Linked DNA regions of Homo sapiens: region 2 is linked to region 1. A link is a loop called in an ENCODE intact Hi-C map of the cell type or tissue named here. Cell type or tissue: heart right ventricle. All regions are shown on one strand. Each heading gives the region's core, and the rest is flanking DNA. Links, peaks and the distances in the headings are about the cores only.

The links. Hi-C counts contacts between places; a loop is a spot of excess contacts. Peaks named below come from ENCODE experiments on the same cell type or tissue, not always from the same donor. Only the 100,000 strongest peaks of a DNase experiment are listed, where the experiment ranks them.
Region 2: a loop joins it to region 1, with 6 times the contacts of the local background. A loop is called at or near these places in 36 of 110 quality-filtered maps.

What each region holds. Positions count from the first base shown.
Region 1 is chr5:76,866,171-76,871,549 of GRCh38, forward strand. It overlaps S100Z (S100 calcium binding protein Z), which reads left to right. Exons shown (of 5, transcript NM_130772.4): 2 at 3,996-4,114. Among named protein-coding and RNA genes, the nearest start is that of S100Z, 19 kb to the left of the region's middle. RefSeq lists an enhancer at 4,178-4,875. In heart right ventricle, for the core only: a CTCF peak has its summit at 2,113; a DNase peak (open chromatin) is centred at 2,091; H3K27ac peaks cover 343 bases.
Region 2 is chr5:77,075,647-77,081,011 of GRCh38, forward strand. It overlaps ZBED3 (zinc finger BED-type containing 3), which reads right to left. Exons shown (of 3, transcript NM_032367.4): 2 at 2,948-3,082; 3 at 1-2,249. The coding sequence starts at 2,232. The coding sequence ends at 1,528. It overlaps SNORA47 (small nucleolar RNA, H/ACA box 47), which reads right to left and starts at 4,925; the gene lies at 4,788-4,925. RefSeq lists a silencer at 1,792-2,201. In heart right ventricle, for the core only: CTCF peaks have their summits at 2,114 (motif pointing left) and 2,318; DNase peaks (open chromatin) are centred at 1,645, 1,785 and 2,125; H3K4me3 peaks cover 1,277 bases; H3K27ac peaks cover 1,484 bases.

The DNA of each region.
Region 1 (5,379 bases), core at 151-5,150:
ACCTCCCAGCCTCAAGTGGTCCCCCCACCTCAGCCTCCCAAGTAGCTGGGACTACAGGCATGCGCCACCATGCCCGGCTAATTTTTGTATTTTTAGCAGAGACAGGGTTTCACTATGTTGCCCACAATGGTCTCGAAATTCTGGGCTCAAATGATCTGCCTGCCTCAGCCTCCCCAAGTGCTAGGATTACAGATATGAGCCACCACACCTGGCCATGAAAAGTATTATAAAATAAATTTAGTGCAGCCTAACTGTACAATGTTTATGAAGGCTATAGCAGTGTATAGTAGTGTCCTAGGTCCTAGGCCTTCACATTCACTCACCATTTACTTACCAACTCACACAGAGCAACTTCCAGTCCTGCAGCCTCCACTCATGGTAAGTGTCCTATAAAGGTGTACTATTTTTTTTATCTTTTATACATATTTTTACTGTACCTTTTCTATATTTACCTACACAAATACTATTGCATTACAGTTGCCTGCAGTATTCAGCACAGTTATATGCTGTACAGGTTTATAGCCTAGGAGCAATAGGCTATGCCATATGGCCTAGGTGTGTAGTGGGCTGTACCATCTACGTGTGTGTAAGTATACCCTATGATGTTCACACAATGACAAAATCACCTAATGACGCATTTCTCAGAATATATTTCTGTCATTAAGTAACACAGGACTATTTCATTTTCCCTCTTTAGGTACACAACATTTATCCATTACAGCATATGTATAATTTCTACTTTGTTAGTTTCACTTACCATTTTCCTGAAATTTTTTTTGCATTTTTGTAGTCTTTATAATTCTAATTTTAAATGGCTGCATGATTTTATCTTTTGTCAGACAAGCATGGGTCTGAGTCTCAGCTCTGCTACGACATAGTTGTGCGATTCTAGGAAAGCTTCTTTCTTTCCTTTTAAAAATAGCTTTGAGTTATAATTGACACACAATAAACTGCACGTATTTAAAATACACACTTTGGTAAGTTTGACATCTGTATACACCAGTGACACCATCACCACAGTCAAGATAATAAACATACTCACCACCCTCAAAAGTGTCCACCCTTCTGAGGTCCGTCCCTCCCACTGAGATTCCTCATGCTGTTGCTAGGAAAATGATAGAACATTTGAATCTGGTTACATAAAAAGACAAAAACTGGAGAGTTTAGGAGGAAGCAACTTAGCCTCCTGTATGACTGTAGTCTTGGCCCCAGGGCAGTTCCTGGCTCAGACACTCTGGGGGTATCCTCAGTCTAAGGAGGGTGTCTGCCTGCCCGGTTGACAGGATGCCTCTTCTTCACATACGTCTTGTCTTTCAGAGTCCATGACCAATGCCTCACTTACAAATATCTTTTCTCCTTTTGCTCCCACCTTTGTGGATATTTACCAGTTTTTTTTCTCTAAAATCATCCTTACTTTTTTTTTTTCTTTTTTTTTTTTTGAGGTGGGGTCTCACTCTGTCTCCCAGGCTGGAGTATAGTGGTGTGATCTCAGCTCTCTGCAACTGAGTTCAAATGATCCTCCTGCCTCAGCCTCTCGAGTAGCTGGGATTACAGGCATGCATAACCATGCCCGACTAATTTTTGTATTTTTAGTAGAGATGGGGTTTCGCCATGTTGGCCAGGCTGGTCTCAAACTCCTGACCTCAGGTGATCCACCCACCTTGGCCTCCCAAAATGCTGGGATTACAGGCGTGAGCCACTGCGGCCGGCCACAGTCATTACCTTTAAGCTCCCCCCAAATCTGATCATTTCTCCCATTCTTTGCACACTATCTCAGACCTTTACGCCCTAAGGGCTATGACTCATACCAAAATTGCAAAGTGCAATGGAAATAATTAATAGAGCAAGCAAGGTGCATAGGATAACCCTCTGTGCTATCAACAGGTGTGTCTCCCCCTCCTGGGATTTCATGTCACCCGTAAATTTGTGTCTCTAGCCTGACAGATTCTTTTTGAGCCTTTTGACATTGCCTTTGTTTCTGAAAGTCTCCTGGAGGGCAGGGGCTGAGGCTGGGTTATATAAAGATAAGCCCCTGAAGAAAGGGCTTTATAAATAGGATTTCAAGTGCATTCTGGGAATTAGAGGGCTGCCAGGTGCAGTCCTGGAGATTGACACTAAGGGGCAGCATGTACCAAAGGATATATTTAGCTCTGCCAAAGCCCAGTAGAAACAAAGAGAAAATCACCTTGCTTTTAAACCCCAAGAGCCAAGATGTAGAAGCCACATTTTCATCTCTTGAATCAAATTACAGCATTACAATTTTCAATATCTATTCTATTAGGAGTTTTACCTGCCAACTGAGTTCTCCGAGTAAATTATTTTATGGTTAAATATGATATAAATATAATACTGTTGAGACCCATATACTCTGTAAGATTTACTGATTTTAGTGCATCTATAACTTCAACAACTTAATTTGGAATTAAATAATATTTTATTCCAAATTCAAACTCTTTTTTTTTTTTTTTTTTGCGACAGAGTCTGGCTGCAACACCCAGGCTGGAGTGCAATGGCATTATCTCGGCTCACGGTAACCTCTGTCTCCTGGGTTCAAGCGATTCTCCTGCATCAGCCTCCCGAGTAGCTGGGACTACAGGCGCATGCCACCACATCTCACTGCTTTTTGTATTTTTAGTAGAGACGGGGTTTCACCGTTTTGGTCAGGCTGGTCTCAAACTCCTGACCTCAAGTGATCTACCCGCCTCAGCCTCCCAAAGTGCTGGGATTACAGGCGTGAGCCACCACATCCAGCTCAAACTCTTTATATTCATTGACATGACTGTTGTCTGTCTGTCTGTTTCTCTTTCTCCCTTTGATGAAGCAAATTTTTATGTGGAATAAAGGCAATCAAATAATTATTTGGCAGTTAAACTAGACAAGGCCAACTCTTGGGGAATCTTATGTTTCCCTCTCTGATTGATTTGTTTATGAATTCATCCATCAGTGAGGATTTCTGAGCACTTCCATATGCCTGTCCCTGTGCTAAATGCTGTGGAATGCATAGATGAACCAGATATCAACCCTGACATCAAGGAACTCATTCAAAGTGTGGAGGGTGGGGAACATACGGCAGACAAAAAAAAACGTGATGTTGGGAATGTATGGTAAGTGCAATGATGAGAAAAACAAACATAAGGTAGGAAATAGGAGAGGACAGAGAAGGCACCTATCAGAGATGGGGGGATGTGGGGTGGGTAGTTGGGAAGAGTGCAGGAAAATGTCCAAGAGGAGATGACATTTGAACTGATCTTAAAGGAGCAGATGGAATTAGCTTTCCACACAGTGTGCTCAGAACCTGCAAAGGCATGGAAGAATGGGAGCTCCCAACACCATGGTCAGTTTGCAGGCAGGGCCAACCCTTTGAATGGCCAGGAGCGTGGGTGTTGATTTGTGATTTAGATCAGCTTCTCTGACAGCAGAATAGACGTGAGAATGGAGGGGCATGGTAGAAAGTAGAAAGAGCAGTAAGGAAGCCACTGCAGTAATAGGGACCAAAAATTAAAAGGCCCCAAAGGTGGTGAAGAATGGAGAGAAGTGGACCAGTTTAGCTGGTATTTAAGAATTGTGGCTGGGTGCAGTGGCTCACACCTGTAATCCCGGCACTTTGGGAGGCTGAGGCAGGTGGATCACTTGAGGCCAGGAGTTCAAGACCAGCCTAGCCAACATGGTGAAACCCCATCTATACTAAAAACACACAAAATAATTAGCCCAGCGTGGCGGTGCCCACTTGTAATCCCAGCTACTCAGGAGGCTGAGGAAGGAGAATTGCTTGAACCCAGGAGGCAGAGGTTGCAGTGAGCTGAGATCCTGTCACTGCACTTCAGCCTGGGTGACAGACTAAGACTCCGTCTCAAAAAAAAAAAAAAATTGTGACAGAAGCTGGTGTGACCAAGGAACTGGATGTTTGAGATGACTGAGGGGATGAGTTTTGCTTAGGTCCCGTGAGATAAAGTAGAAAACGTAAAAAGACGTATTTACTCATTTCTGCTTGCCAGTGTAATTTCACAAGCCCCTGACTCTGTGTAGACACCCAGCTCTCCAGAAAAATGCTTTGAAGACAAAGGATACAGCATACAGTCCCGTGTCTCGGCTGAGTCATCGCATTCCTTAATAGGTAAATAAGCCTAATTAATGCCTTTTCCTATAGGTAACATAATGTCTGATGGGGTTAGGGATGATGCCTCTGTAATCTATACCAGATGTACTCTTATACACAAACCTTGATGTGATTCTGCTTTAATGTAACTTCTGCAAGTTTGATGTGACTTTGCATGTAGTGAACCCCCAAGGCCTGTGTAGAAGCTGCGGGTGGAGCTACCTTGCTGGAGCAGTCTCACAGAACCCCTCTGAAGGGCTGCTCCCAGGATGTAGACCTTGGTCTATAGTCCTCAGTAAGATTCCTGAGTAAAACTAGTTTTAACTTTCTAAAAGCTTGATTTTTTTTTTTCTTTAGTGGACAGTCCGAATTGAGTTTGAAAAGCTTGTGGGACATTCAGGTAGAGATGTGGTCCAGCAGGCTGTTGGATAGATGGTTCTGGAGCTTAGCAGACAGATCTGGGCCAAGAAATATAATCTTGGGAGAGACTGAAATTATAGGAGTAGCTGAGACCACAGTGGGAACAACATTTAAGAGCTGGAGAGGGGAAAGTGCTTTAAAAAATGAGGAGGAGGCTGGGCACGCTGGCTCACATCTATAATCCCAGCATTTTGGGAGGCTGGGGTGGGAGGATTGCTTGAGGCCAGAAGTTTGGGACCAGCGTGGGCAACATAGCAAGACTCCATTTCTACAAAGAAAAAAATAAAATAAAATCCTAAGCTCCTCAACTGACTGAACAGACCCTCTCTTGGCCCAGGGGACCCCAGAGAAACCTGAACAACTGAATTCCAGGCCTTGATGGGAAGAGAGGTCAGACAGGCCTCATTGTACCTCTTTCCTTTTGGGATACCAAATTCCAACCTCACTCTGGTAGCATCACATGACAGATAGCAGACCATGAAGGAAATCAAAATATTTTACCCCAAAATAGACTTCTCTGACATATTTTGAAATGGTCCTGTAAAGCCGTCTTTTATGGGGGAAATTTTGCATCTATAGAGAATCTCCATTAATGCAGCTAGGCCTTTCCAGATCTAGGAGAAATTAACTAGGAATTTGACACTTTTTAAGGTCCAAAAAGAAACATTTATCATTTATTCTCTCTGAAGGCTGCTACCTGGAGGTTTCATCTACATAAGAAGAACCTTGGCTTCCACAGCCCCCTTTATCTTAACTCAAGAATTTCTTTCTGCTGACTTCAAGTCTTTAGACAACAATGCTTAACTCTTTCAACAAATTGCCAATCAGAAACTCTTTTTTTTTTTTTTTTTTTTTAGACAGAG
Region 2 (5,365 bases), core at 1-5,000, 210 kb after region 1:
TCATTGTGCTAGCCTTTCAACTTTTTCTGGATGTGTGGAATTTTTCAATATAAAAAAATAAGAAAAAAAAGAGGCCTATGGAAAAACTGGGAACCAGTATGCAACAGGAAAAGGAATTCTTTGAAGGAAAAACAGGATCCACCTACCAAGAGAGCAATTTCAAGGGAGAGATTAAGCAAAATGAAGGCTGCAAATAGATCATCATATTTGGTCACTGGGAGATTGTGGCAGCTTGGAAATAGTCTGGTGAAGCATAGAAAACTGACATGCACCCTAGAACTTAAAGTATTATATATACATATATATATATATATATATATGTATATGTATATATGTATATATATATGTATATATGTATATATATATGTATATATGTATATATATATGTATATATGTATATATATATATAATATATACACACATAAAGAAAAAAAGAAAAGAAAACTGACCCAGAGTGAGGGAGTAAAAACTGGGGAGGAAGGATAGGCAGCCAGGACTTGTTGGCCCTTCTGGGTTAAGTCTTTCTTTTCAGTAAGAAAGGGAGACTGCACATTGCTGAGGAAGAAGAGCCTGGGGGAAAGGGAGGGACTGAGACAGCGAAAGGGGGAATACTACAGGAGGAAAGACCCAGTAAACGTGGGAGAGGAATGGGATGGAAAATGACAGGTAGATGTGGCCTTAAGCGGAGGGATGCTTTCCCCTTCAGCCCAGAGGTGAGCACTATGACGACATGTGGGGAAGAAGCCCTCTTCCTAGTGACAAGGGGATGAGGTGATGTCTTGCTAAGGTGGCAGATGTGAGGCCTGAAAGTGGACATATGTGCCACACTTGTCATTAGGTCTGAAGCAAGGGAAGGATGGCCGAGGGGAGACAGAGTGCACCTGGTATTGGTTGAATAATATGGGCAGTAAAAAAGCGGGCTCTGGGACTGCCCCGATGAGGGCTAGAGATGATGCGGGTCTACAGCAGTCATGGAAACTAGAGGGGACGTCCCTCACCCACCCTTCAGAACTTGGTGTTGGGCAGATTATGCATTAGGAACTCTTTTTTTTTTTTTTTTGGGTAAAAAGCTTTCTCATTTCCACGCACCCTCCACCTTGGGCTGCTGGGTGTATAGGCACATGGTGTGATAAGTCTTTGGTATGGAATGAAGCTCTATCCTTTCAAAGTCACCAGGTTCGGGTTCCCAGCCCTAAGTGGCCATGGCACTGGGTGGTCTGGGTTCACGGGGCTCCTGGAGCTCTCGGGTGTCCCGTGTGCCACCCCAATTCCTTGCGTGCATGCCCACGAAAGGCCGCCCAGGCACCCCCGGTGACCCCATGGAAGTGAGTTTTGGTTCTGCTCTGGCTTCGAAGTGCTTCTCAAGCTGAAGCCTTAGGGTGTGGAAGATCCTACAGTTAGCTGGAGCTTCCGAGTGAGTAGCGGCTGCGGGCCTGGCTTCGGTTACGGCTTCGGTCCCAGCGGGGTCTGAAGGCATTGGCATTGGACGGAGAAGCGCTGTCCTGGGGTGGGGAAGTGGCCACACCCCTACAGGAGGACCTTTGTGATGACGCAGCCGTCCCTGTCACCCTCGGGGTCGTCCTTGAGCGGCGGCGGCGCAGCGGGGGCCCAGCCCAGGGCGCCCTCACGGCGGCTCACATCCCGCAGCCGCGCCTGCAGCGCCTCCCGCTCGGCCTGCAGTTCCCGGCGCGCCTGGGCCGCGGCGCGCTCTTCCTCCTGCAGCGCCCTCCGCCTCCGCTCCAGGGCGCGCTCGCCCTGCTCCACGGCCAGCTCGCGCCGCTCCAGCTCCCGCTCCCGCCGGCTGCCGCGCACGGCCAGCGCGCCCATCTGTTCCAGCAGGCGCGCCCAGTCGCCCTCGGGGGCCGCAGCGGGGCCGGGCGGCGGCGGGCAGGGCGCGGCAGGTGGGGAGCTCCCGGCGCCGCTGCTCTCCAGCTCCCGCCGGTGCGCGCTCCTCAGGTGCCTCCACAACGCCGAGGTCCCCGCGTGGAAGCCCGGGCCGCGGCCCACCTGCTCCCCGCACAGACGGCAGGTGGCCCAGTGGCCCGACGGATGCCCGGGGCGCCCCGGCGCCAGGTGGAAGTAGCCCCAGGCCTCGGAGTATGGCGCCCCCAGGCGGCCGGGAGGCGTCGGCGTCGGCGCCGGCCCCAGTCCCGGACACTGACCGCCCCGCGCCGCCGCGTCGTCCAGCCCGCGGGCCTGGTCCATGGTGCAGGCCGGCTCGCCACTCCTCATTCTGCGGCGCCCGCACGCTGGGGAGCAGGGGAAGAATAATAATGAGTGTTAGGATCACGCACACAGCTCCTAGACTACAGTTAGCCTAAGAAACCATGCCGCCCTCCATTTTCTTACCGATGAAAAGCCTATAGTGTGTGTAGATAGTCTAAGTTTCTTTCTAATTAATCTTCAGTATTAAGTGTTGATTCCTCAGAAAAAACTGTTAAAAATATCTAGCCCTTCCTATACTAGGAATCCTCTTTGAAATCAAGTGGGTCCCCAGTCAACAAGTATTTATTCTAATAGCGGGAGGCTAAGCTGCTTGAACAGAAAGAACTAGCTAACTCCGTGCTGTGTCTGTATTAGCTTTAACTAGTCTCTGCTTTCTTAATAACAACAACGACAACAATAAAAAAGGTACTGTCTTCAGAATAACAGCTAGGCTCCCTTATGCAGTCTTCTCTGGGTGCTGCACAGCACACTTGAGCAATGACCAGAAAAGACAGCTTTGGGAATGAAAATTTTGTTTCTTAAACTTCAGGAGTGGAAGAGCCAGTGGTGAACAGCCTTTTAAAAAGCTTTCAAAGACTGTATGTTTTTCAAGATAAAAATATGTTTTTGTGATTATAAAAACAATCTACTTATGAGAAAATCGGCAGTACTGAAAGCAATGCTTTTAAGATATGCACATTTAGGAAATAGCAATATCCAAAGCAGCATTCTAAATTTTTACCTTTAAATTAGACAGTGGGTAATTTCCCAAGGATTCTGGGGTCCCTGTCATTGCCTCAGGGTTTCCAACCATCTCAGGTGGGTAGAAACAATGCATGCAACACGATTCCTGAGTTCTGAAGAACCATCAGCAGTGCTAGGAGTAAATTCAGAGGACAGGCAGGCCAGTGAAAGAAATGCATTCAAACCACCTTAAAGACAGATACTAGAAATACTGAGCAGCGCCATGCCCTGGTTCACTTTTTCTAACCCTTTCATAGATACCCAAGGCATAAAACAAATAAAATTAGTTTTCTTTATTGTTTGTGCTAACTAAAAGATCCCCTCTACATATTTGCAAGATACAAAGTTTGCTCAATACTTTTAATTAAGGAAGAAAAAGAAATAAAATAACGTCTTGCTTTGTTCAACACAAAATCTGTTAAAAGGATCCAAACATAATGCAATGTCATTGCACAGTCTTTTTTATTAGGAAACTAATTCACTACTGCAATAACCTATTAAAGAAAAGGGAATACAGAAAAAGGTGAAGTTTATTAGTTAGGAAATAAGTTCACAAAGGACCAAATGTGTGATTCTAGATAAATTTGCTTTGAAAGTTGAAAAACAATGAGAAGAAAACACATGACAGACTTCTTGAGCTCTTCTGAGAACTTAGGGAGAAAATCAAGGGCAAGGTGAGACCCAGGCACAGTGAGATCAATGCTGCTCATACTGTCAGATTTTGAACCAGCAGCCATGGAGATGACAAAGTTCCAGAATCTTTCTTGTTAAACACAACTGGGAAAAACTGAAGACAAAGATGAGAATAGGAAAAATAAGCTGCTATAGTTACAGTAGCATTTAGTGTAAACTATGAATTCAGTTGCTAATAGTCTTGTTGCAGATGCACTGTACTTTTCTAAACCTAAGTATTCTTTTTCCCACCAAGCAAGTCCACTCCGGATCAGGTATGACATTTAACATATCATTTTTTTAAAAAGATAACAAATATACCAGAATCATCAAAAAAGACAAGTACCATGCGTCTTCTAACAAAGAAATGGCTATTTACATGTCTTCTGATACACAGGCATTGATTTAAATATGGTCACTCATGATAAAGACCAATTAGCATAGAAAATCTTTAGAAATTAAAGGCTACATTTTCCCCCAAGAGATGTATTACATTGCTAAAGTCTCAAAAGTGGGGGAAAGTAGGATGAGGAGTTACAGACCACCTTCAAGAATAGTGTTTTTATGGCCAGTAAATATTATGGTTATATAACATTATGGTTGCTAAACAGAGTAAGATTTAAGTGTTATAAACATTTTTAATTATCTAACTTTACCTAAAATTTTTCCTATACTTTTTTCTTTTTTAAAATTTCTATTTCCTTCTATATTGAATCTGATCTTTCCTGAGGTCCTTTTTTATTACTGGACAAACACAAAAGTGCAGAGACTATTATAATGAATCTTTACGACTAATTTACTTTATAAATTAAAAGGGATGTAAACGTTTCCTATAACATCAAGAGTATTGCTTTGCATTCTGATATGCTTTCTTGAGCCAAAGCTTGGAAACTGCACATAAACCCGCAGATTCTCTTACTTGTGCCAAAGTCTGAGAGTCATCCTTACTGATGTGCCCCTGATAGTGCCAGAGGTGACTGATTACTGTCATGCTTTTTACCTCTCTGGGTTTCCTTAAAAACTGGAATGCCCAGAGGGAGTGTCGCACAGGTGAATGCCATCTGTTAGGAGTTAAAGTGGGCACAAGGATGAGAAGCACTGACTTCGATGTCTTAATCCTTTTGACCTAGTGGAAGCCTCACCTGAGCCAGGGACAGGCTGCATCACAAATGTCGGCCAGCACAGCGCTGCCCCTCCAAGGGTGGCAAGGGGACATCCTCTGCCTGGGCAGCCCTTCGATTTTGGAGGTCTTAACCGGTGGAAGGCAGCACGGGGCAAAACTGCCTCACCTTCTCAGTCCTCCACATCATGCGGCTATATTCTAGCTCAATACAATCCTCAGTCTCAGTATCTGCTGAGTGACCAGCAGTCTATGGCCACAGGCCGTAACAGCCTGGTTAGCTGAGCAAACTATCACAAGGACAGAAAACCAAACACCGCATGTTCTCATTCATAGGTGGGAATTGAGCAATGAGAACACGTGGACACAGGGTGGGGAACATCACACACAGGGGCCTGTCGTGGGGTGGCGTGGGAGGGATAGCATTAGGAGATATACCTAATGTAAATGACGAGTTAACGGGTGCAGCACACCAACATGGCACATGTATACATATGTAACAAACCTGCACGTTGTGCACATGTACCCTAGAACTTAAAGTATAAACAAAAAACAAAAAACTCGAGTGCATTTCAGCTGCCCCTGCAATGTGGAGGGGGAGAAACCTCTTCAGACACTTCAGCC